Regions from separate parts of the Homo sapiens genome. Here all the other regions are linked to region 3. A link is a loop called in an ENCODE intact Hi-C map of the cell type or tissue named here. Cell type or tissue: PC-3. All regions are shown on one strand.

Evidence for each region. Hi-C counts contacts between places; a loop is a spot of excess contacts. Peaks named below come from ENCODE experiments on the same cell type or tissue, not always from the same donor. Only the 100,000 strongest peaks of a DNase experiment are listed, where the experiment ranks them.
Region 1: it touches region 3 in a loop (11-fold over the local background); 8 of 110 quality-filtered maps call a loop at or near these places.
Region 2: a loop joins it to region 3, with 5 times the contacts of the local background. A loop is called at or near these places in 8 of 110 quality-filtered maps.

What each region holds. Positions count from the first base shown.
Region 1 is chr2:160,349,528-160,357,527 of GRCh38, forward strand. The region is part of intron 2 of RBMS1 (RNA binding motif single stranded interacting protein 1); the gene reads right to left. Among named protein-coding and RNA genes, the nearest start is that of MIR4785, 54 kb to the right of the region's middle. In PC-3, a CTCF peak has its summit at 3,855; DNase peaks (open chromatin) are centred at 3,194 and 5,844; H3K4me3 peaks cover 834 bases; H3K27ac peaks cover 4,370 bases.
Region 2 is chr2:160,662,933-160,670,932 of GRCh38, forward strand. No RefSeq gene overlaps it. Among named protein-coding and RNA genes, the nearest start is that of RBMS1, 170 kb to the left of the region's middle. In PC-3, no CTCF peak of the experiment used is centred here; a DNase peak (open chromatin) is centred at 3,619; H3K4me3 peaks cover 1,257 bases; H3K27ac peaks cover 2,326 bases.
Region 3 is chr2:160,967,341-160,975,340 of GRCh38, forward strand. No RefSeq gene overlaps it. Among named protein-coding and RNA genes, the nearest start is that of TANK-AS1, 190 kb to the right of the region's middle. In PC-3, CTCF peaks have their summits at 3,084 (motif pointing left) and 3,283; DNase peaks (open chromatin) are centred at 2,981 and 7,691; H3K4me3 peaks cover 355 bases; H3K27ac peaks cover 736 bases.

The DNA of each region.
Region 1 (8,000 bases), 620 kb before region 3:
TTTAGTTGCTCATCTCAGAGACAGAAAGAGAGAGAGAGAGAGAGAGAGAGAGAGAAAGGAAGGGAGGGAGGGAGAGAAATATGTACCCCAGGAATAGGTCATGAGTTTGGCTATCAAGATAAAAATGCCTCCGCAATTAGGGATTTGGGCTCATACCCAGCCTTCCTTTGTGCCATATAAAGCAGCATTTTATTCTTTCATTCAAAAATATTTACTGATTTTGCTTATAATAAGCAAAAATAAGCAAATTATACAATATGTTAGGGGATGGTATTATGACAATAGCACAAGCAAAGCGGGGTGGGGGGGTGGAGGGGGGTTGAGATTGAGAATGCCCAGGTGAAGTGGAGGCAGATTACAATTTTTTAAAGGGTGGCTGAAGTAAGCTGATGGAGAAGGTGACATGAGCAAGGTCCTGAAGGATATGAAGGAACAAGTCAGAAGGATCCAGGGGAGGAGCAGTGCAGGCAGAGGAGGAAAACCTGGTGTAAGGCACGTGGAAGGCCTGGTGCACTTAAGAAACACCAAGGAGTCCACTATGGCTGAAGTGAAGTGATGGAGGACAGTAAGGGGAGATAAAGTCAGAGAAGTTATGGGGAGAGGAGGCAGAAAATATAAGGTCTTGTAGCCATCGTAAGACAGCCTGGCAACCGTGTCAGTGTGGCAGCAGCACTCCGAGGACCCTGCTGATGGAAGTTTTAAACACTAACAGCATTACAAGTGGAGAATGGAAGACTGCCTAATCTGCTCCCATCCAAGATCATTTAGGAAGCATCTCCTCATTTCTCCTCAATGTGGTATTAAAATTCTTCTGCCCTGGACATTTGTCAGTGGTGGGACCCATGGAGTACATCTTGGTCTAGCAGTATCAGAGGTCAGAAAAACCATTACATCTGTGTAATAACAATGAGGTACAAATGAACAGCCCTGTAAAGAAATAAAAGCAATCCAGAAAGACTCACAACAGATATATCATTACTGTCTACACAAGCCAAGGAAACGCTGGTACTGTTAGGCAGACATTGAAAGGAAAGCAGGGGAGAGGAGGAAAAGAAAGGAATGAACAACAATGGCATGATGAACTGCTTCCAGAAGAATGTTCCTTCATGCTCAAGGCTGGGAATTTATCAAGAGGTTTATCAGGAACTCAGGTAGAGAATGAAGCAGACGGCTGCATAGTATTCCATGGTGTATATGTGCCACATTTTCTTAATCCAGTCTATCATTGTTGGACATTTGGGTTGGTTCCAAGTCTTTGCTATTGTGAATAGTGCTGCAATAAACAAACGTGTGCATGTGTCTTTATAGCAGCATGATTTAGAATCCTTTGGGTATATACCCAGTAATGGGATGGCTGGGTCAAATGGTATTTCTATTTCTAGATCCTTGAGGAATCGCCACACTGTCTTCCACAATGGTTGAACTAGTTTACAGTCCCACCAACAGTGTAAAAGTGTTCCTATTCGCCATAAAAAAGGATAAGTTCATGTCCTTTGTAGGGACATGGATGAAGCTGGAAACCATCATGCTCAGCAAACTATCTCAAGGACAAAAAACCAAACACCGCATGTTCTCACTCATAGGTGGGAACTGAACAATGAGAACACTTGGACACAGGAAGGGGAACACCACACACCGGGGCCTGTCGTGGGGTAGGGGGAGGGGGGAGGGAATAGCATTAGGAGATATACCTAATGTAAATGACAAGTTAATGGGTGCAGCACACAAACATGGCACATATATACATATGTAACAAACCTGCACATTGTGTACATGTACCCTAGAACTTAAAGTATAATAAATAATAAAAAAAAAAGAGAGAATGAAGCAGATGCATACCTCACAGGAGGTTTAAAAGTCAGAACCAATACTTTTAAATTGTGATTTATTAAGCAGGCAAAATACAGGTAATACAAACCTCTGCATATGAAACACATATCCAGGCAAGTTGCTGAATGTTTCCTGTCTTCAAATAATTAAAGGCGGGGCAATTAATTCAATGCCAAAGTAAATTCCTACCAAGAATGGGTATAAGAAAAATCACATTTTAAAAAACTTTCAACAAAGATGTCAATCAAGCTAAAAGTTGCTAGAAATCATGATTTTGAGTATTTGCTGACTTTAATGTTTACTGACAGTCCAGGAAACTGTTGTGCATCCACTAATTTCTTTGCAGGGCCATTAAGAGAAGGGACCAGATTCTCCTTTCCAATGGAAATGCATTAGATATCCAAAATATCAGCATTCCCAAGTGAGCCACTTTGATAATAAAAATAACGATTGCTATACAAACTGAAAAAAGAAGGTGACTAAGCAATGTTCCTTCTGTGATTTTAAGGGTAGTCAAACAGAGAGCATGAGAAACATTTGCTTCTACCTCTTTCCCCAAAAAGTTTGAGGCTGCTGGCAAAAATATATGCAACACCACAAGACAAAAATAGATATAAAGTTCAAGGTAAGTGAAGAAAAAATCAACCCAGGAGTAGTTTTTCCACAGACACATGAACCTGAAAGTGAGATCCTGCAGAGCTGCTAATGTTGGATGCAAAGCTGACTCATAACTTCTTAGTAGTGAACATAGGGAAATACAACATTACGAAATTGAGTATTCATTAGAGTAAAACCAGGTCCTGGGCTTAAGAGAAGTTCTGTTTTTCCCAGCTCTAATGCCGGAAGGAGCGTCTTCCTGTGGTTCCTCCTAAAAGCCATACTCTATGTGCAATGCACGGTCAAGGGATCACCTGGGGCCCAAGTACTGGAATTCTACAAGGGCAAATAGCTATGTGGTTAATGCACAAGGCTTTCTGATAATATTGCTGCATCCAGGGATAAATGGCACATTCCTTGGAACAGTGGCTACCAAATTAGGCTCTGAAGAAGTACTTTAGGGGTTCCATCAATTTTCCATATGAATATTTTGTATTTAAAGACTTCTTAGCCTTTAAGTACAAAAACAAATAATAGGAAATGCAGGCAAATATATAGCACAACAAATGTTAACTTACTGATGACCACATCTACATTAAGTTGCTTCAAGTGCTGACACTAGACAAATGTATCTCCTGCTATCTCTTTGTATAAGTGAGTCACCGATTAGGAAAGTTGTAACTCTGCGTTGGTATTCTTTTGGAAATTCAAGTCTGCACATGTCCGTTCATATAAAACTGTACAAATGACCTACACATCCATCATGCTCAAACAAATGCCAGGCCAAGAGCAGGTACAACTAGTTGGCACACACCCTCACCATGATCTAATAGACAGCTGTATAATACTAAAGTGCCTACCGCGTTGCATCATGATAAAGTGACATCATTGACTGGTACTGATGCTAAGTTTTGGGTGCTTCTGGTCTGACTTTTATATCTATTATGAGGCACGTGAATAGCTGTATTATTATGAATTCAATGTTGAGGCAAAAAAATTATTTCCAGTTTCTATTAAGATTAATTCAAGGGGATATCAAGACAAAATGAGCTTGTTAAAAATTAAAACCTTTTGCAGCTGCATAAGGATTTTCCAAATGTCATACAACCAAAACAAAATACAGAAATAAATTAGGTATGTTACTGATACTGTTCTGCAACTGTTATCCACATTTTTGAGTTTATCAAAACTGTCTCACTGTTCTCCCTGATAAGTTTATAAATGTAAATTTGTACTTATAAAGCATATAATTAAAAATACCACTTATAAATATTTTTGTATATAGTTTTGTTGAACATTTTTTTAAAACTACACTTGCTGGACTAGTTCTCTTAAACATGTCAGGAGATGCTGATTCTGTCAACCCTTGGAGACTGGGTGGGGCCTGTCACCTCCAGCAATGACCAGCCTCATCCATAGGTGGCAATCCAACATAATCTAATTCAATGCCAATATAACATAATACAAATATTATCCTTTCCTCTGTCTGCCAAGTTGGGAAGCTCTGTGATGAACAAAGAAACTCCAAATCCTTCATACAATTCTTCATAAATCTTATTTCTTCGAAGAGCTTGTGTCAAGACCTGCCCAGTGGAGAGGACAAAGTTAAGTTCTTTGGCAAGAAACTGAAGTACAGATATTTCATCCTCATGATAAAGAGCAGAGTTAAGTGTAACATTCACTTGTGAAAAGTAAAGTGGCAAATCAAGAAGAGTGGATATTTCAGGAGATATGGACTCTTTTCCCAAGCCTGCCCCTTCCTAGTTTTGTGACTCCAAAAAGGTCATTTAACCTTCCCTGAGCCTCAGCTTTTTCAGTTATAACATAAAAAGACGAAATCAAGCTCTCAACTGGGATTGACCATTAGAAGCTTTAAAAAAGCTTCCCAGTAGCAGTAACATTAATACATGCCAAAAGTGTTCAGAGCACTTGACATTAACCCACTTAGTCCCTACAAGAACCCTACGTTGCAGATATTATGATTATCCCGACTTTATAGGTAAGGAAACTGGGGCACAGAGAGGTTGAGAAATTTGCTCAAACAAGAGGCGGGGCCAGGTGGAAAGCTCTGAGCCTGTGCTCTTTAGTATAAGTGCCTGTTATGCTGTTTCTCCATTAAGTATCTCTCTGTCTTCTGACTCCTGAATCTATAGAAGGACCTGACATGTAAATTTTGATTCTGGTGCGTGTTCCTCGTTAACAGCCACTTGACTAGAAGAGATGTAAAGTTCTGTAATTCAGACTAGAGATGAAAAAAGTTCAATAAACTTTTTAATTAAATAAATGCTCAAATTCTTGTGCCTCAAAAATCAGAGCCAAAATTAAATAAGTATGGCTTTTAAAAGGTAATTGCATGCTGTCAAACTTAAACTAAGGGTAATGAATAGGGGTGGTGGAGGAAAATCTAAGAAACAAAATATTATCTAGCCAGCTACACAGGGGCATTGAAATAGGTTAAGCATTGGAGCAAAAGCTATGCCTCATATTAAGGGACAGTGAAAACAATTCCACAATTTATGGCCTGGCTTTGAAGGTGAAGATGAAACACTTTGGAAGCCCACTTGGAAAGCATCAGTGCTCCTGTCCAAATGGGCTAGCAGGCCCAATTTGTTTCGAGGACCACAAATGAATGTCTCTTTGTTTCATCTTTAAAGAACTAGTCCTTATGCTGCAGGAAAGTGTCCTTTGTAAATCTGGAAATCTAAAGCTGTACATGCAAATGCTGATACTCAAACACATGCTGATCTCCCATGCAGATTCCTTTATTAACATGTGACACTTAACAGAGGCAAGAAGATGCTATGGCACAAAGAAAAAATGAGGGAGACAAGTGGTCCTGGCCCCTTAAGCAATTTAGACAAGCGTTAAGTCTGGCATGGCCAAGTTAGTAAGCGCATAGACAGGCAAGAGGAGAGAAAGTCCATGTGCCCTGGCAGCACCATAAACTTGGTCAGGATTGTTTGTGCTGTGAGTCTACTTTCTCGCTAATTCTAGATACACCATTTATGGAAACTCATCTTCCTTTCCTCCCACTCAGTTCCACGGCTCTCTCACGAAATTTCGTCTCAAAAGTCTCCAGTTTGAAGTCAAACAATTCTAATCAAGGGAGTTGCAAACACTTTATTAAATAAAAAACAACTTTTCAAATAATTTATACACCTAAAACAAAGTATAAACATCTAAGAAAATAATTAAGTATTGGAGATCACTGCTGACCATACAGGCTATCTCGACTGAGAGTTTCGAATCCACTATAAATAATCAGTGAGTAATAAACAAACAGAACACCTGTTTCAGCTGACAGAATGTTTAATTACTAGTCTCTCTTCTGCACTGAAGATTCAACAGCCTGGAATTCATGCATTACTTCTTTCTGTTTAATAGCCACACCAAAAGTACACTAACTCATAAAGCAAACAGGCACTCAATTTGCAGTTTCCCCTGAGAGTAGATGAGAATTTCCAGGTAAGAATAAAAACAAACTCTTTCTCCTGATCCCTATATTTGTTAATGATATCAAATTCCCAGTTTCTTAAGACTCCAAATCTTATACTCATCTTTGAACCACATTCTTCCTCTACCCTCCCTCTGGCCCACATTCTATCAAGGACAAACCTTGGGGCAGCATGTATCACCCACCTTCTCAGTGAAGTACAAGTCCTCTTCTGGTGTTAAAGATTCCCCCCATCATGGCATCAGTGAATACCAGACAGGGCAGGTAGGCAAGCTAGTCCTGTCTTCAGTGCTGGGGTGGGGCTGCCTAGCTCATCCTGAAGATTCATTCAAATGCCAAACTTTGCCTGATGCCCCCCATCACATGCAATCACTCCCTACTTTGTAATCTCAGTAGTAACTTTCTATCTCTCACATTCTGATCTACATTATGTGTGAAGTTCATTTTCTACACCTCCTTAAAGGTGGAAAATGTCTCAGTGCAGTATCTAGAAAAATCACTGGCATAATGTCTAATAAATATTTGTTAAATTACAAAAAAAATGGGATTCACCATTCACTTCTCCCCGAAGTGTCTTGATCTTATGTTTTAATCAGATTTATACTTACAGCAAAACTATAATGTTCTTATATGCCCATTATTTTCTAAAGCAGTATTAGGACTTGTAAGACAGTGACCCCTAAAAAATTGTTTCTTTTCATATATGCACAAACCCTCTCAGGCGCCTAGCAAATGACAAGTTGGATACCTTCTCTATGCTGTGTAATCTTGGGGAGCTGCACATTAGACAGCTAACCAGGAGCTGAGTTTCATATGACCAGCTATGCTAAAAGGGATTATTTTGCTAGATGTCAGGAAAGACAGGTTCCTCCTCTATCCTCCTGCCTTTATTTTGAGTTTTTTATTTTATTGGCTATTCAAGTGGACATAAGAAAAGGTGCTTTTTCTAATAAAATCTTGTTAAATCTATCATGGCCCAATATCTCTTAGGGTCCTGGAGAAATTAGTCTATTGTAGTTTGTGGTGCTGATGAGGAAGCAAGGGTGCTGATGAGGTAAAGAGGAAGTTAATAAAGTAGCATTCAGGGTACACTTGGAGAGGCAGAAAGCACAGTGGTTCAGAGGATGAGCTCTGGAGTCAGACTGTCCATTCTTAAGTTCTGGCTCCACCATTATCAGCTGTATTATCCTAAGCAATAAGAAAAAGAAATATCTTTCAACTTCATTTTGTTCTTCCTCCATGTTATGAAGCAGCAAGAAGGCCCTCACCTGATGCCAACATCATGCTCTTGGACTTTCCAGCCTCCAGAACCATAGCCAAATTAACTTCTTTCCTTTATAAATTACCTAATTTGTGGTATTCTATTATAGCAGCAGATAACAGACTAAGACAGAAAATTAGAGATGATAATTTTGCTCATAAAACTCTTCTAAGGGTTAAATAATAAAATACTTGGCATAGTTATCGGGAGACAACAAGCATTAGACAATTTTTGGCTGCTAGCATTATTTAGATGTTTACACATTACACAGAATTTTTTTTCACATGCATTTATTATGAACTAAAGATGAAGGGAAAAGTTATACATTTCTGAGATTCAACAGTAACTCAATAAGGAAATTCTACATAAAACCAAGCACAACTGCCAAATAAAGATTTTAGAGGCTTTTATTCCTGATGACAGTACTTTCACCTTCGTATAATGGTTAAATATCCCCAAGCTGCTGCTACAGAAATCCAAGGCTCATATAAAGGAACAAGGAAAGGATGTAAATACTATCTTCAATCACAGAGAAGGAAAGGGTGATTTTTAAAAAAATTCTTATGGTTATGATAATTATTTCCAGTGCCGGCTCCCCAATTAACTTCTGCTAAGGCTGATATTAAAACGGGTTTGCCAACAGCTTGTGTGCAGTATTTGGGCATTAGAAGACAGAATGGCTCTTTATCATGCCTAGGAGTAACAAAAAGATACCCTAAAGAAAAAGGTCAACTGACAATAACGAAGATTGGCTAAATTTCTAAATATCCATGCTTACCAGCAGATTTTATACTAAGGATACATTAGAAAATAGACATAACTGAGATTTTCTGTCAAAATATCAAATGCATGTATGAA
Region 2 (8,000 bases), 300 kb before region 3:
AACCTCTCCAGTAGTCATGAGTTTTGGCAAGAAAATCTGAGATGTGACCAGCTGCACATGTTTTGCCCTAAAAGCTTGCTATAGAAAAGATATTTTCCAAAGGGCAGGTGTGGGTATCCACTGTCTCACAGCCACCTGAGACATCGTTTCTGCTTATAAGTCCCTATTAAATATTTATTTTTAAGAAACTGGATTTGTTAGCCTCTTTATTTGGCCTCTCAGCATCCTTAGGCTTTAGGGGGCAGGTTTGCATAGAACTGTCCATGTGGAATGCTTATACTCAATTATTCATGATGGTTTTATTCATAATAGGCCCAAACTGAAAATAACCAATATGTCTATTAACTGGTAAGTGGATAAACAAATTTTAATTTATCCCTACAATGCAGTACTATGCTACAACAGAGAAGAATGAAAGATTGGTACACACATCAGCACAGATGATGCTCAAAAACATTTTATTAATAGGAGGAGCCATACAGAAAAGAGTGCCTACTGTATAATTCCTCATGAAGTACTATAAAAGGCAAAACCATGGTGGCTAAAAGCAAATTAATGGTTGTCAGAGGCTTGGGATGGGGTTAGGGAATTTGCTGTAAAGGGGCATGAAGGATTTTGGGTGTGATGTTCTATACATGTTCTATATAATGTTTGTGGTTGTGATTACATTAATACCGTCATATATGTTTGTCGAAACTCAAAACATTATATACTTAAAACAAATTTTATTATATAAATTATACTGCAACAAAGGTAATTGTTAAAAACTACCCTTAATCGATTTTTCACCTATTAAACTGACAAAACCCCAAAAGTTTGAATAATGCACTGTGTTAGTCCCACTTTGGAGAAATGGGCACTCTTAGACATCATCTTTGTGGGAGGAAAATAGTTCATTCTATTATAAATAGCTATTTGATAGTATCTGTCAAAATTACAAAATCATATACTCTTAGACCCAGCAATTCTATTATTGGAGACTATCCTAGTCAATTGAAAAATGGGAGACTATATACATTCTACATTATGAGTTAAAATTCTAAAAACTGAATAACAGGTTTTAAAAAATGAGAATTGATAAAGTATATATGATACAAATACAATTGCAGGAAGAAATATCTCTGAGAAGAAGAAAATGTTTCTAAGGAGAAAAGAAAGAACATGGATGCTAAATAAGGATTTGGATAGAAGTTAATTATGATACAAATTGATTAGACATTTAATTAATGTTCTTAAATCTTTCAGACATGCATGAAAGATGAACAAATGTCTGTAAAAAGTTATGAAAATCTTGAAAACACACTCATTAAGATGTATATTCCACTCTGTACAACTTAGTAGCTATAGATGCCAGTATTAAGATAATTACCATCTTTATTCAAGAAATAATTATAGAAAAGCTATTGCAACTATATCATTGTGACTACAGTATACATGAACAAGACTTCTTCTGTTTAGAGGGCTAAGAATTCTTGAAGAGCACAAGACCCAAACTCATGAAGTCTTTGATAAACACAAGCTGAAATATGGCAGAAAGTGCCTATATGATCAGGAAAGGCTTCTGGGAGGAGGTGGTCAGTGAGGTGAGCCACGAAAGTGGGTAGGGGTAAAATGGGAAGGGTCATTTTTTCTAGAAGGGGGGGGCATCATTTGGGTGGTGGGAAGGCTCAAGGACAAGGAGTGAAACAGTGCAGAAAGAGAAGGACTTCAGGTGGGAGATGAGGAAAATAAGAATGTAAGAGGAGGTACCCTCCTGGAGAACCTGAACACTACACTGCCATGTCTGCACTTACAGGCACAGGATGTCACTGGAAGCTTTGAGCAGGGGTCAGCCATGACAGCGGAGTTTAAAATACAGCATATCTGGCTGCAGTGAGCAGGATGGGTTGCAGCACTGAGAGATTGCAGGCAGAGACTGATTAGGGAAGTGTTGGAATACATTAGGCATTAAGTGATAATAACCAAGGTTCTGGTCAAGGGTGTGGCTATGAGATCAGAAAAGAAGGCTTGGATATAGAATAGATTACTTTACAAGAGCCAACAAGCTTGGCGACTAATCCTGTGTGTAGGAGAAAGAAAGGAAAGGGAAGAATCAAAGACAGCTTCTTGGTTTGAGACTGTCTTGTGGAGAGAATGATTGTACCATTGACAGAGATAAAGAAGTCAGGAAGAGATGCTGGTTTAGAGGAGGAAAATGGGGAGTGTGATTTTTAAAATATTATGTTGGAGTGGAATATTGGATATCAGTAAAAATATTCAGAAGGTAATTAGGGAGAGAGGTCAGACTTGGATAATTTAAATATGGAAGTCAACAGAGGACTGAAGGATAAAGAGAATTAACATAGTTTGGTTAAGGGGGAAACTGATGAAGAAGAGTATTACAAACAAGGAGTGTCCCCAGTAAGGACTAACAGAGTTAGGGAGGCCTAAGGGAATCAGGGCTGGAAAGTCCACTAGGGCGGGCGATTAAGAGGTCAACAGTTCCGGTAAAGTGGGCAGTTGAGAATAGGTTTCTGGGGTGTGGGAGAAGAGGCTGTAACCCATTAGAGGTAGATGGTAATGACTATTTGCTTAAAGAGGTATCAAGAAGAACAGGGAGAAAAAATATAGGCAGAGTAGTACCAAATGGCCATATGTTTTGGGACGTAAAAGCAAAGAAACTGGAGGAGAACTACACACACACACACACACACACACACACACACATATACACATATATATGTATGTATGTATATATTAAGTATCAGGATTCTTAATATAGACATCTATATCAATAATAATTTTAAAAGTTTGAATGAATATTGACATTTTTATCAGTGGATATATTTAAAAGAAAGCCAGTCTTCAAATAAAAATGAAGAAGCATGTGTTTCTTGCCACTCAAGAACAGAGGTCCCGATCTAGTACCCTATAGGATGAATCTGGCTCACAGGTAAAATATTAAATACATTATGCAAAGCACAGCATTTTAAACTTTTTGACTGAATGCCATAGTCCCCATCACTCCCTGTTGTCCCATAGTCAGCCTGCATCACTAGTTTGTCACCAGCCAAGCTCAGACGGCTTCTGTGTGTGTAGCCCCTGCTGTAAGTCTTTCTAATGGTAAATCTTAAAAAAAAAAGGAAAACGTGAAAATAACTCAATAATTCCAGGCAAAATATCCTGAGTTTGTCTGAGTATATTATACTTTTTTCTTAGCAAATTGGGTCCAGTGAATGTTATTTGTAGTTGTTGTTGTCTTCTGAATTATCTCAATGGGTATTGCTCCCCCTCCCCAGGCCCTCTTAGAGGACTGATTGTGGTTTGAGTGCTCTCACCCTTGCATTTGCTATGTGCTCCTGTTTGCTTGAGTGTTTCTTTTATCCAGTTCTGTTTAATTACCATGCAAAACCCTCTGTTGAGCTTTTAATTAGCAAGTTATCTCCGTCTGAAGACTGGAAACCCTGGGCTCTTTCAGCATATATTAGACAGCTAAAATATGAAATTAAAGAAAACAGAGTTTTAGCCAACAGAAACAAGTGACTCATTTCCTTGTGAAAACACACAAGGTTTATGTTACTCTGGCAACGATATTCCAGAATAGCATCTCTCCCCTCCCCTGTCAGAGCTTTTATGTGTTTCTGTTACAGTCTGTGTTCCACAGTGACCTAATGTTGAACCAAGTCACTTAGTGATTCATCAGACACAAGAGAACTGTGCTTTCATTTAGATAGCTCGTCCTATGTCCTTTTGACCAAAGGAAGAAAAGTTTACTTTGTATGAAGAGAGGAACTGTAAAAGAGATATAAAGAACTCTTGACTGAGTGCTGTCTTAGGATGTAAGTGTGGTCCTGCTGTTACTTTAAAAACACCACAACTGGTTCCAGTGTGTTAGAATTCTAAGAGCCTATTTTTCTAGACAGCTGATTAAATCATAATGTGCAACCTGTATATGTACCACGTAGGGAAATGAAAATTCAGAGACCCATTGCAGAAGACTCCAGATGTTTCTTGGGACTCACATCGTGGGAGGGAATATCACAGTGCTTAGGGTCAAAATTTTAACCCAAACCACTACAACTCTCCAAAGCAAAAATGTGTAGAGCAAAAACAGTTGAACTAACTCTCTCTTCTAGGTTTTAAATTCTCTGAGGTACTTAAAAGGAAGTGAGGAGAACCTTCAATTTATTAAGCTCTTGCTGCTGATGTTATTTAAAAATTATGGTCTGAATGGAATGATGGTTTCAGGATTTTAAGTTTAGATACTCTCTGTGAACAGCTTTATACTTTCATTGAAAGGGCAGTAAATTTTGTAGCCATTAGAATGCAACGAACTAAAAATTATGGGTGTATGAAGATTTTTAGTTTCTCTCTCATACTTACCACCTGTCTGCAAAAGAGAATTTCAGGTTTGTTCAGTCATTGTTTTTTCTCTTTCAAAAAGTGTCTTTCCATTTCTCCTGACTTTGAAGAGAAAGAATAGAATAACAGGCAGAGAGATTCATTGGAATAGTAGGAGGATGAGGGAGAATGATTTAGTGTCAATATACATTTTATTTCCCATTTATATATAATGTCAATTTGTATAATGAGGGGCTAGAAGAAGAAAAGTAAGTGGAAAAATAATAGAAAAAGTCATGTAGGTTGAAGGTAGAGGAGATTTTTTGGAGATTTGAGAAAGGTCCAGGAACAGACATTATATATGATAGTGTTGGGTGGAGGGGAGAAAAAAGAGGATTTTAAGAATTGCTGAAACTCATGTGTCTTCATCATAGTGTTCAGTACATACAAGAAAAGGGCTTCATTTATTTTGAAATTAAATTTGTTTGCAAGGACTGTATACTTTTAGCCATAATACTGCTCTGAGACTGAACCACGTGGATTATGGTATTATAAACCACAAAAAGTATTATTATTTGAAAATTGCTTGACAAAATTCTGAAATTATTCCTAATAGAAAAATAATCTCAAATTGGGAAATGTTGAGTGGAAATTCCTTTTTTTATTTTTCTTCTTAATTTTTCTGTGTGTGATACCCAAGTATTAAGACAGAAAGCAAAAGTAACTACAAATCACTTACTAAGCACTGTCATCATGAAGGTATCTCTGATATGAGTAGCCTTCCTTTTCAACATAAATAAACAAAAAGCATTAAGGAACAATTTAAATTCTAAAATTAGTTCTCATTATAATTTCTTCTTCTTCTTTTTTTTTTTTTTTTTTTTTTGAGATGGAGTCTCACTCTATTGCCAGGCTGGAGTGCATTGGTGTGATCTTGGCTTACTGCAACCTCCACCTCCCTGGTTTAAATGATTTTCCTGCCTCAGCCTCCTGAGTAACTGGGTCTACAGGCATGCACCACCATGTCTAGCTAATTTTTGTATTTTTAGTAGAGATGGGGTTTCACCATGTTGGCCATGATGGTCTCGATCTATTGACCTCATGATCCGCCTGCCTCCCAAAGTGCTGGGATTACAAGCATGAGCCACCGCGCCTGACCTCGTTATAGTTTCTTACATGATTTTTTTTCATTTTAATAAAAAACTATATACTATTTTTTTAACTATGATTTTTCTCTTTGTTTTCAAACTTCAACCCTGCTTTTGGGTATCTTTAAAAAAAAACAGTCCATCCGTTGGGCGTGTGGCTTCTGAAATTACAATTACAAATCCCTCATAGAAATACTGATAGAATTTTTTTTTGAAATTAATAACCGAAGTAATTGCAAAATATTTTCAACTCGTTCAGCAATGTAAAATGAGAAAGCTGAACTATTTGCCACACAGGGCAAATAAAGCAGGTTTTATAGTTTTGTAAATTGTAATCCTCTACCATAAACATCAATGAAATCACATCTAGAAATATAACTGTATGAGAATCAGATAGTTTGTATGTATTTCAAACTTGAAATATAAAATGTGAATGAATTATAATAGATCACAAGATTTGAACTTTGATAGAAATAAACACTGACCAAGACCTTGATCATCAGCCTTAAAAAAGATGTTACATGCCACCATATATTGGTTATAGAATGCATTATTAACGAACCAATGAGATAAGTGTCTGATTCCCAAACTGTTTATTGGCCTAAACATTGTTAAATTTCATGAGCCATTTTGCTTCTGCAAATCTAGAAGGAAATCTGGTGATTTTATTGGATAATAAATATTAGCTATGCCTATATGATGAGAGAATGACTAAGAGTAGGGTGAACTCTGGAATCATTGAGATCAAAAACATCTTGATTAATTAAAAAAACATTTAGTTGTGGTAAAATATACACAACATGAAATTTACTATTTTAAGCATACAGTTTAGTAGTGTTTGTACACAAAGTGCTGTGCCACCAATCTACAGAAGTCTTTTTATCTCGTAAAACTGTGAAACTCTATATCCATTAAACAACTACTCCTTATTCCCCCTGCCCTCAGCTCCTGGCAACCATTATTCTACTTTCTATCATGATGAGTTGAGTACTCTAGATACTTGATATAAATGAAATCATATAGTATTTGTCTTTTTGTGACCAGTTTATTTCATTTAGCATAATGTCCTCAGGGTTTACCTGTGTTGTAGCATGTGACAGCATTTCCTTCCTTTTTAAGACTGAATAATATTCCATTGTGTGTATGTTCTACATTTTGCTTATCCATTCATCTGTTGATGGACACTTGGGTTGCTTTCAACTTTTGGCTATTGTGAATAATGCTGCTATGAACATGGATATCTGTTAGAGACTCTGCTTTCAATTCTTTTGGGTATATACCCAGAAGTGGGATTGCTATATCATATGGTAATTCTATCTTTTAGTTTTTGAGCAACCACCATACTGTTTTCCACAGCAGCTAAACCTTGTCCACCAACAATGCACAAGGGTATCAATTCCTTCACATTCTGGTTGACATTTATTATTTACTGTTTTTCTTAATAGTAGTCATCTTAATGGTTGTGAGGTAGTACTTAAATTGTTTTTTTTTTTGTTTTTGTTTTTGAGATGGAGTCTTGCTCTGTTGCCCAGGCTGGAGTGCAGTGGCATGTTCCTGGTTCACCTCAACCTCTGCCTCCCGGGTTCAGCAATTCTCCTGCCCTAAACTCCTGAGTAACTGGGATTACAGGCACACACCACCATGCTCGGATAATCTGTTATATTTTTAGTAGAGACGGGGTTTCACCATGTTGGCCAGGCTGGTTTTGAACTCCTGACCTCAAGTGATTTGCCCACTCAGCCTCCCAAAGTGTTGAGATTACAGGCACGAGCCACTGTGCCCAGACTTAATTAATTTTAACTACATTCAAACATTAAAATTATTAAATAGAATTATGCCTCCTGTACATGTAGAAAAAGCCATAATTCAGTTTTTGCTTAAGTTGCCTGTCCCTTTTTGAAGTTCATTTAAAAAACATGAGGCATGTGTTACATAATAACACTTTTTAAAATAAAATTATTTTACACTTAAGATTCAATTTATCTATTGCTGAATAGTAGATAAATGGCATCCCAAACTTAGTGGCTTAAAACAACCATCAGTTATTTAACTCATGATCCAGTGATTTGTGCAGGGTTGGAGGGGACTGTACATCTCTGTTCCATGTGATATAAACCAGGGTTGGATGTGTGGAGGCCAGGATATTGGGAAGCCTTGTTTACTCACATGTATGGTAGGTGCTGTTGGCTAAGACTTCAGCTAAAAATGTGGGCAGGAATGCCTGCGCCTTGTCTCTCCATGTAAGTTCTTGGCTTCCTCATAGCGTGGTGACTGGGTTCGAAAAGCAAGTGACCTGAAAGGGAGCTAGGAGGAAGCTGTATTGTCTTTTATAACTTATGTTCAAAAATTACATGGTGATGCTTTTGCTGTGAACCGTTAATTGAGGAAACCACAAAAGCTGACTTGGGTTCAAGAAAGGAGATATAGAAGGCTCTGGAAGAACATACGGGATGAAAAGAATTGTTGTGGCCATTTTTGGAAACCACAATCTGCCACACTTAGTAACTTACTAAATCAGGTAACTATATGTGA
Region 3 (8,000 bases):
AAATTCTTAGAGCTGTTCTAGTAAGTGAAGAGATAAAACTCCGTCAGGTTCTACTTTTCTACTGACCTTCACCTTAAGGAGATCCCTGAGAGTCCTCTCTGGAACCTTCTGGAATCCCTAAAGGGTCTCTGAGCATCATTTAAAAATAACCTTAAGTACAGACCTCCATGTGACAGATACTGGCTTTAACACACCTCACGACCACAATCTCCCCACCTCCCCTTCACTTCTACACACCATAGATATCTCAACCCTCCCTCAAAGTCAAGCCCAGGACAGCACTCCCTTCCTCTCTCCTGCGCCGTCTGTGCTGGTCTAATACATATGTTCCTTCCCTTAGTGACAGACACTAGGCTTAACCTTACTTTTCAGCTGCAGCTGCGTCCCTGGTGTGGGTATGACCTAGTCCCAAATACAGATCCACAGTACAACGCAATCTTAAAATAACCTCAGCATTCACATTATCATGAAGTGATAGAGAGGAAGTCGTTTCCTCCTTAACTGAAGGGATTCCCATCCCTGTAAGATTATAATGTTTAGAGGAGACAAAACATGTTTATACATGAAATAATCTGACTTGAAATAGAAAATAAAATAAGACAGTATAAAAGAAGTTTCTAAATTGAAAGCAAACATGTAAGTGATATAAGTGGTAAGAAAAGGCAGAGAGCAATACTGGCTGGAGTGATCAGCAAATATTTTAAAGCGTAGTTTAAAATTAAGATGGATGCTGAAGGAGGGATTTAGAGAGGACAGATGGAAAGAAAGAGAAGGGTATTCCCAGCAAGCATCTGGCAAAGTAAGGTGTATTCTTTAGGAAGAAATTTGCATTCTAAATAATAAATGTCCAAATAGATCTAAGCTTTACTTAAAAGAGCAAACTTCTAAGAAGAAACAAGTTACATTAGATCCTTGACAGAGGAGAGATTTTTTCCACTGAGAAGATGTAAGTGGAGCTTCTCAAATCACTTTCAAGAACTCAGAGATAGCTCTATTCCTGTGTGCCGAGATCTCTGCCCAAGGCATTTTGAGGAGGAGTATGAAAAACCTAGTAGTTTGGATTCCAGTGTGTTGCAATAATTTTGAAACACTAAGCAGTATATTCTCCTTCCTACTTTTATCTCTCTTCACCTTCCATTCCACCTGTTCCAAGCTCATTGTCTGATAGAGGAGAAGATCACAGAAAGTAGAAAAGAAAGGAATCTTTTCCTGGCTTTGGACTTTCAAAAGGCGAGTGAAAGATTTAGAAGAAAATGAGATGATTCCTTGGTAGTTGTCCTCATTTATACCTCCATCTCCAATCCCTTCATCCCCTCAAAGCCAGAGAAGAATTCCCCAGGCCTGGGGGAAGGTTTGGAAAATAGGTGGTGGGAAGTGATGTGAGAGAAATGTCCTCCTGGAAGATGCCCTTCACCTCAAGGACAAGAGTAGAAGCAAGTTTAAAGCCAGCCCAGCCTTCGCCCAAACAAGGATGTACATTAGGGGCTATGCTACCTGTCCATCCTTCCCACTGGCAGCTAGTGAGGACTTCCCTTCCACAGCATTCAGCACTTTGGCACTGGAGCGCCATCTTTTTCTGCCAAGTTACCACAGATAACTGCCTAGTCCAGTCCAATGGTTTTCAAACATTAATGTGCATCAGAATCACTTGGGGGGGCTTGTTAAGACACAGATGGTCAGGTTCCACCACTAGAGTTTCAGATTCAGCAGGTCCCAGGCGCAGATGGAGAATTTGCCTTTCTAACAAGTTCCCCAGTGATGCCAATGGTGCAGGTCTAGGGACCACACTTTGAGGAGTGCCCTAGGCAATGCCATAGGACATTTTACTCAACAACTTTACATACAAGTTGTGGGACCTTAACCACATTTCCTATCCCCTCTGTCCCTCAGTTAACATATTAAAAAAAAATAGGTATATTACCTACCTCATACAGTTGTGGGTAAAGATTAAATGAGATGTTGCTAAAATATTTATCAAGGGAATTGGCTTATGGCACGTAATATTGCTGTTTATTATTATTTATAACAACATTTAATATAAGGCCTCTCCCCTAATTGTTTTTAATAAATGTTTTCTGGCTAGCTGAATTGTCACCAAACTTTCACAATCCCAAAAGAAAGTTGGGTAAGGCTACACACTCCTGTCCCCGCCTCTGTTCCCATGTCCATACCCTAACAATGACAGGACCAAGAAATTGCCCTCTGGTCTATCCTGCCTGAAGCCTGAGCATGTGTCCCTCTAAACCCCTCCAGACCCCGCTATGAAATATAAAGAATGTCAGCAGGCAGCAGGCCTCCGTTGTTAAGAAGAGGAAACCGGCCGGGCGCGGTGGCTCACGCCTGTAATCCCAGCACTTTGGGAGGCCGAGGCGGGTGGATCATGAGGTCAGGAGATAGAGACCATCCTGGCTAACAAGGTGAAACCCCGTCTCTACTAAAAATACAAAAAATTAGCCGGGCGCGGTGGCGGGCGCCTGTAGTCCCAGCTACTGGGGAGGCTGAGGCAGGGGAATGGCGTGAACCCGGGAAGCGGAGCTTGCAGTGAGCCGAGATTGCGCCACTGCAGTCCGCAGCCCGGCCTGGGCGACAGAGCGAGACTCCGTCTCAAAAAAAAAAAAAAAAAAAAAAAAGAAGAGGAAACCAGGAGAGGCCGGCTCCCAAAGATGTGGTCCAGTAGGAATTCAGAATCGCCAGTATTCTTAGCTCCTGCTTATCTTGGATTGAGCCTTTGTTAGATTTTTTTGTTTGTTTGTTTTTAAAGCTAAGCAGTCTTGTGAAAAGCAGCTTCTCAGTAAGCTATATAGGCACTTCCTGGTTACCCATGATATGAGAATAACCTTTAAACTATTTCCATTTCTGATCCGGGCTGGAAACAGGAAATGCATTGGGTACAGCTTTAAACAACAACAACAAAAAGGGACCAAAAGATAAACCAAATTGTCCCAGGGTTCAGAAGAGGTTTATGCTAAGCGTTAGAAGGTTCAGATTTAGTGAATCCTCCCCCACTTTCTGCCATTCCAGAAATTCCTTTTAGAGGAGGGGGAAAAAAAAAGTGAAGAGTTGTACTAAATTGCAGAGCACTGCCATCTTCAGGGCCAATGAGGAAAATTTCCCAGGGTCAGCCAGATAAATCATCTTCCTAAACACTTCATTGAAATATAATCAGATGGTTAAAAATTTGACAGCAGACAGACTGGAACAGATTTTTCTACTGTTTCCAATGTTTGAAAAGTCAGTAGACACAGCTTTTTGTGGTGTATGAACATTTAAAAAAATATTTGCTGATTGAAAAGCCATTTACAATAAATAGGAAAGTTTAAATAGCTCAAACTGCATTGCCAAATGATGGGAGGAACACAGGCACAAACATATTGTTCAGAAAAAAAAAATTCCTTAAAAAGAAAAGTATGAATCGAATGATTTAGAAATGCTGTTTGAACAGATGGTGTGATTAACAACTAGTGTGTTAGCCATCTCAGGAGCTTACAGAGAAGTAAACAAATGCAAGGGGAAAAGAATCACTTTATTCCCCCAAAGAGTGTTTAGTTCATTTCTCTATGAAAATTTAGAAGTCTACATTTTGAAAGTTGGATATCCCTAGGGGATATTGGAAATAAGAAGTGACAGGAGTCTTTTTGGAGAAAGACCACATTAGGACAAATGCAGATGCTCCCCATACAGGCTGAGGTGTACAGTCATCCAAAACGCTGGAGGCAGGTGGTGCTGTGCAGAACACACAAGCCATGGAGAAAGAGGGCTGGGTTCTCACCCTGGTTGTAGCCCCAGTTACCACTGGCCTGGAAGGCTAGCCTTGTTCTCTCTGGACCTCAGTATCTTTCTTTGGAAAGTAAGAGTGAGAACCAGATGAGCTGTACAGCTTGCTTCAAAAACTTTAATGTGCACCTGGGGATCTCATTAAAATACAAATTCTAACTCATAGGCCTGGGGTAGGGTCACAGTTTGACTTTCTACTGGCCCCCAGGCAATGCTGATGCTGCTGATCCACAGGCTACATGTTTAGGACCAGGGTTCTAAGTCCTTCCAGTGATGATACTCTATCATCTTCTGATATTCCAGGTGTTGCTCAGGCAAGAATAGAAGACCAAGTGTCTACCTCCAAAAGGTATATGACTTTGAAATGGGTAAACATATATATGTATAAACATGTAATAAACATGCCTCATGCTGAATTAATTTTGAAAGCAAATCAAGTATTTATTTGCATTATGTAATTAACAATGGAATTGACTTTTGTGAGCAGGAGAGGTGAAGGGGAAGTCCTGGGAATTGGGTGTGGAGACCACATACTATATGGGGATGAGATGAGGGGGAGATTGAGATTGGGAGCTTGAATCACCCACCAGCATCCACACAGCATATTCAAGACAGATCCTGAGACTTCACCAGAATCTGACACTTTTACTATATGAAGGGCACTGTTAAGAAAATAGAAAGGCCGGGCACAGTGACTCACACCTGTAATCCCAGCACTTTAGGAGGCTGAGGCAGGCGGATCACTTGAGGTCAGGAGTTGGAGACCAGCCTGGCCAACATGGCAAAACCCTGTCTCTACTAAAAGTACAAAAATTAGCCAGGCGTGGTGGCAGGCACCTGTAATCCCAGCTACTCAGGAGGCTGAGGCAGGAGAATCACTTGAACCTAGGAGGCAGAGGTTGCAGTGAGTTGAGATCGTGCCATTGCACTCCAGCCTGGGCAACAAGATCGAGACTGTCTAAAAATAATAATAATAATAGAAGAACTGAGAGGAAATATTTGCAAATTGCATATCCTACAAAGCACTTATATCCAGAATGTATAAAGAATTCTCAAAACTCAACAGTAAGGAAATATCCCAATTTAACAACAGGCAAAAGACTTGAACAGAGACTTATCCAGAGGAGAGATATGGGTGCCAAATTAAAGACGCTCAACATCACTAGCTACTAGGGAAACTCACATTAAAACCATGATGACATACCACCATACACCTATCCCAATGGCTAACATAAAAAATATTGACAATACCAAGTGCTGGTGAGGATATGGAAAACTGGATCACTCATATATTGCTGATGGGAATGTAAAATTATATGACACTCTTGAAAAGACAAAACTGAAGTGACAGAAAACAGACCAGTGGTTGCCAAGAGGACAGGTGTGGGTACGAAAGGGTAGCACAAAGAAGTTTTGGGGGGAGATGTAAGTGTTCCACATCCTAACTGTGGTGGTGGTTAAATCTACACGTGTTAAAATTCATAGAATTAACACCATGAAAAAGTCTATTTTACTGTATGTTAATTTTTTAAAAAACAGTGATCTGGAAAACATTGAACAGTTGGCTTTTAAAGACTTTGAGTGGAAATGAAATGTTTTTGAAAGTATTTGAAGTAAGTGTTTCCTACCACCACTATAATACTTTACCAGCAACATTTTAGTCTTAGCTACCATTTTCTATCTCTTCACACAGTCTCAGGAGATGTTCCCGTATTCTGCTCCCAACAGTGTATTATTAAGCCCATGACACCCTTTCCTTTTCTGATCATATTTTAAGATGTCAGATCAGTCTTTCCCTACAAGTTAAGGCCCTATCATTAACACAAATCAGCAGTGAGTCCAGGAGTCCAACTCATTGCTGACATGGCCTTGCCTCCCAGAAACTTAACATTCTTATAAAAATAAATTAAATCAGTGGATTCTCCCATTGTTTGCACCACATAATACTCCCCCAGAAATTTCACAGAAAGAATATGTATTAACAATTCCTAAGAAAAAGATAGACAAATTGCTGTAAGAAAATAGTCAACCTCATTAGTAATTGAAGGGCTGCAAATTAGAATGAGATGCATTTTTTAACCCATCAGCTTCATAAAGATTAAACAGAATGGTAGGTAAATATATACAGTGTTGAGAAGAGTGTGGGGAAATGGCGTATGGGGCTGAACTGGCTTACCTTTCAAGAGGCCAGTTTCACAGTATATAGCAAAAGCCTTAAAAATGTGCATCCCCTTTTGCCTTGGAATTCAACTTCTAGAAATTCATCCTAAGAAATAAGCAAGCAAGGATGTTTGGCTTTGCATTGTTTTCAACAGTGAAATATTGCATGCCAGGGCTTTAAAATCCCTTCCAGAGTATGGATAAAGATACTATCATTGTCTGATATGCTAGATGCTGCACAGAGCATAATATTATACTCTGAGGGTATAATGTGATTCAGAAATATGTATGGATTAATACACATAAAGAATATACTGAATGCCAAATATCTGATTTTAAAAGTAATTTATTTAAATTATGCAACTTGAAATAATTTACATATTTAAAAGATAGAAGATTAGTTACATAAACTACGTAATATCCAAGCAATACCACTATTAGAAAAAATCTATATATTTTTTGACATAGATTTGCATTTTGTATGTTTTTATGTGAAAGATGCGTACCACAAAATAGTACTATCTTATTTTTATACAAAATTTACAAAAGACAGAAAACATATGTATGGGGGAAAACTGTAAGCATACACTTCAAGACATTATTATGGGTATTGCTGAGTAGTGGGATGATGATAACGGATTTTTATTTTCTTCTTTATACTTTTCTGTATTTCCTTTTCTTCCCAATGAGGATACATTGCTTTCACGATTGAAAAAAATTTTAATTAAACTGTTTCTAGAAATAACTAGCAGATTAATCAGACACAGTTTTCTCTGTACTAGCATTGTTGCCAGAACCCCCAAAAATATTTCACCTGTTGCTTATTTGGAATCTTACCTTTCATCACAGACTTTATAGGCTTACCAGCAGGTTCTAACCACTACCCCTAGAGCATTTGGAGTCACATGGCAGCCACTGCCACAGTGGCCCAATGCACAGCTGTTATGTCTTGAACAATAGCCCTGTTTGGAGTCCATTAGAAGATCTTGGGTGGTTATCAGCCACTTCCAGTGATCTTGCTGTGCCCTGACTTTTTCCTTCATACCTCACAACTATCTGCTTCCAATATTAATTTGGAAATGGAGTTCAGCCTTAACATCTTTCTCTAACATCTTCCTTTGAAATAAAAAATAAAAAAGCTATGGAACTTTTTTCAAGCAGTTTTCCTTAAAACTGGGTTTCATTACAAATTTGAAATGTTTTCAAATTTTTCAGGTAATAAAAAGTCAGAAAAAGGGAGAAAAATCTGTCTTTTCTGAATTCTTTTTTATATGGTGATCACTTTTCTTATCAGGAAAAAAAGAATAAGTGAATTCATTGGCTCTACATTATTTCTTTTTTATCCACAATATAACTTTTCTGTATCTACATAGCTTGTGATCTGATATATTTAAAAATAATCTTGTTATTACTGATTTCAGAAAACTTTGCAATGTGCTTCTAAAATTATTTATTTAATTACCTAATCTTTAATTCATCCCTAATACCTGGACATTTTATTTTTGGCAAACAATTTTCATGTGTTTGCATTAACGTTTTTAGTTAGCCTCTAGGCTTTTTTAGAAGTTATTTTAAAATCCATTTCAGCCAAGATTTCTGATCTGTTCTTGAGTTGTATTTAAATCGGTGTCTTTTGCTTTACCTCACCTTGCTAAAATGTTGGACGTAATGGTGCTATGATTACCTAAAGGATCACGCATGTATTCCTGACTAAACCAGTTCTTGTTCATGACACAAACACTTTATGCCATGAGGGGTTATTCCCCTTTGTTAGAATTAGTCATTTGTCTCATCCTAAAACCTCACTGATGCATTTCCTCCTGAATTAGGCAGCCTGGTAACTGGCAAGTAGATAATGGAAGTTTTTAATTTCTTACCTGGCCTAACTTTTCAGCTTCCCCAGTTTCCTTGGTAAACTGATTGTCAATATCCTTTTTTTTCCTTTATGCTTTATTCAGAAAGAATACTTGCTTACAAAAATGTTTAATGTCATTTTGAATGGTAATTTCCCTCACAAAGAATGATACAAATCCCTGAAATCCAGCCTAGATATAACATTTCTTACC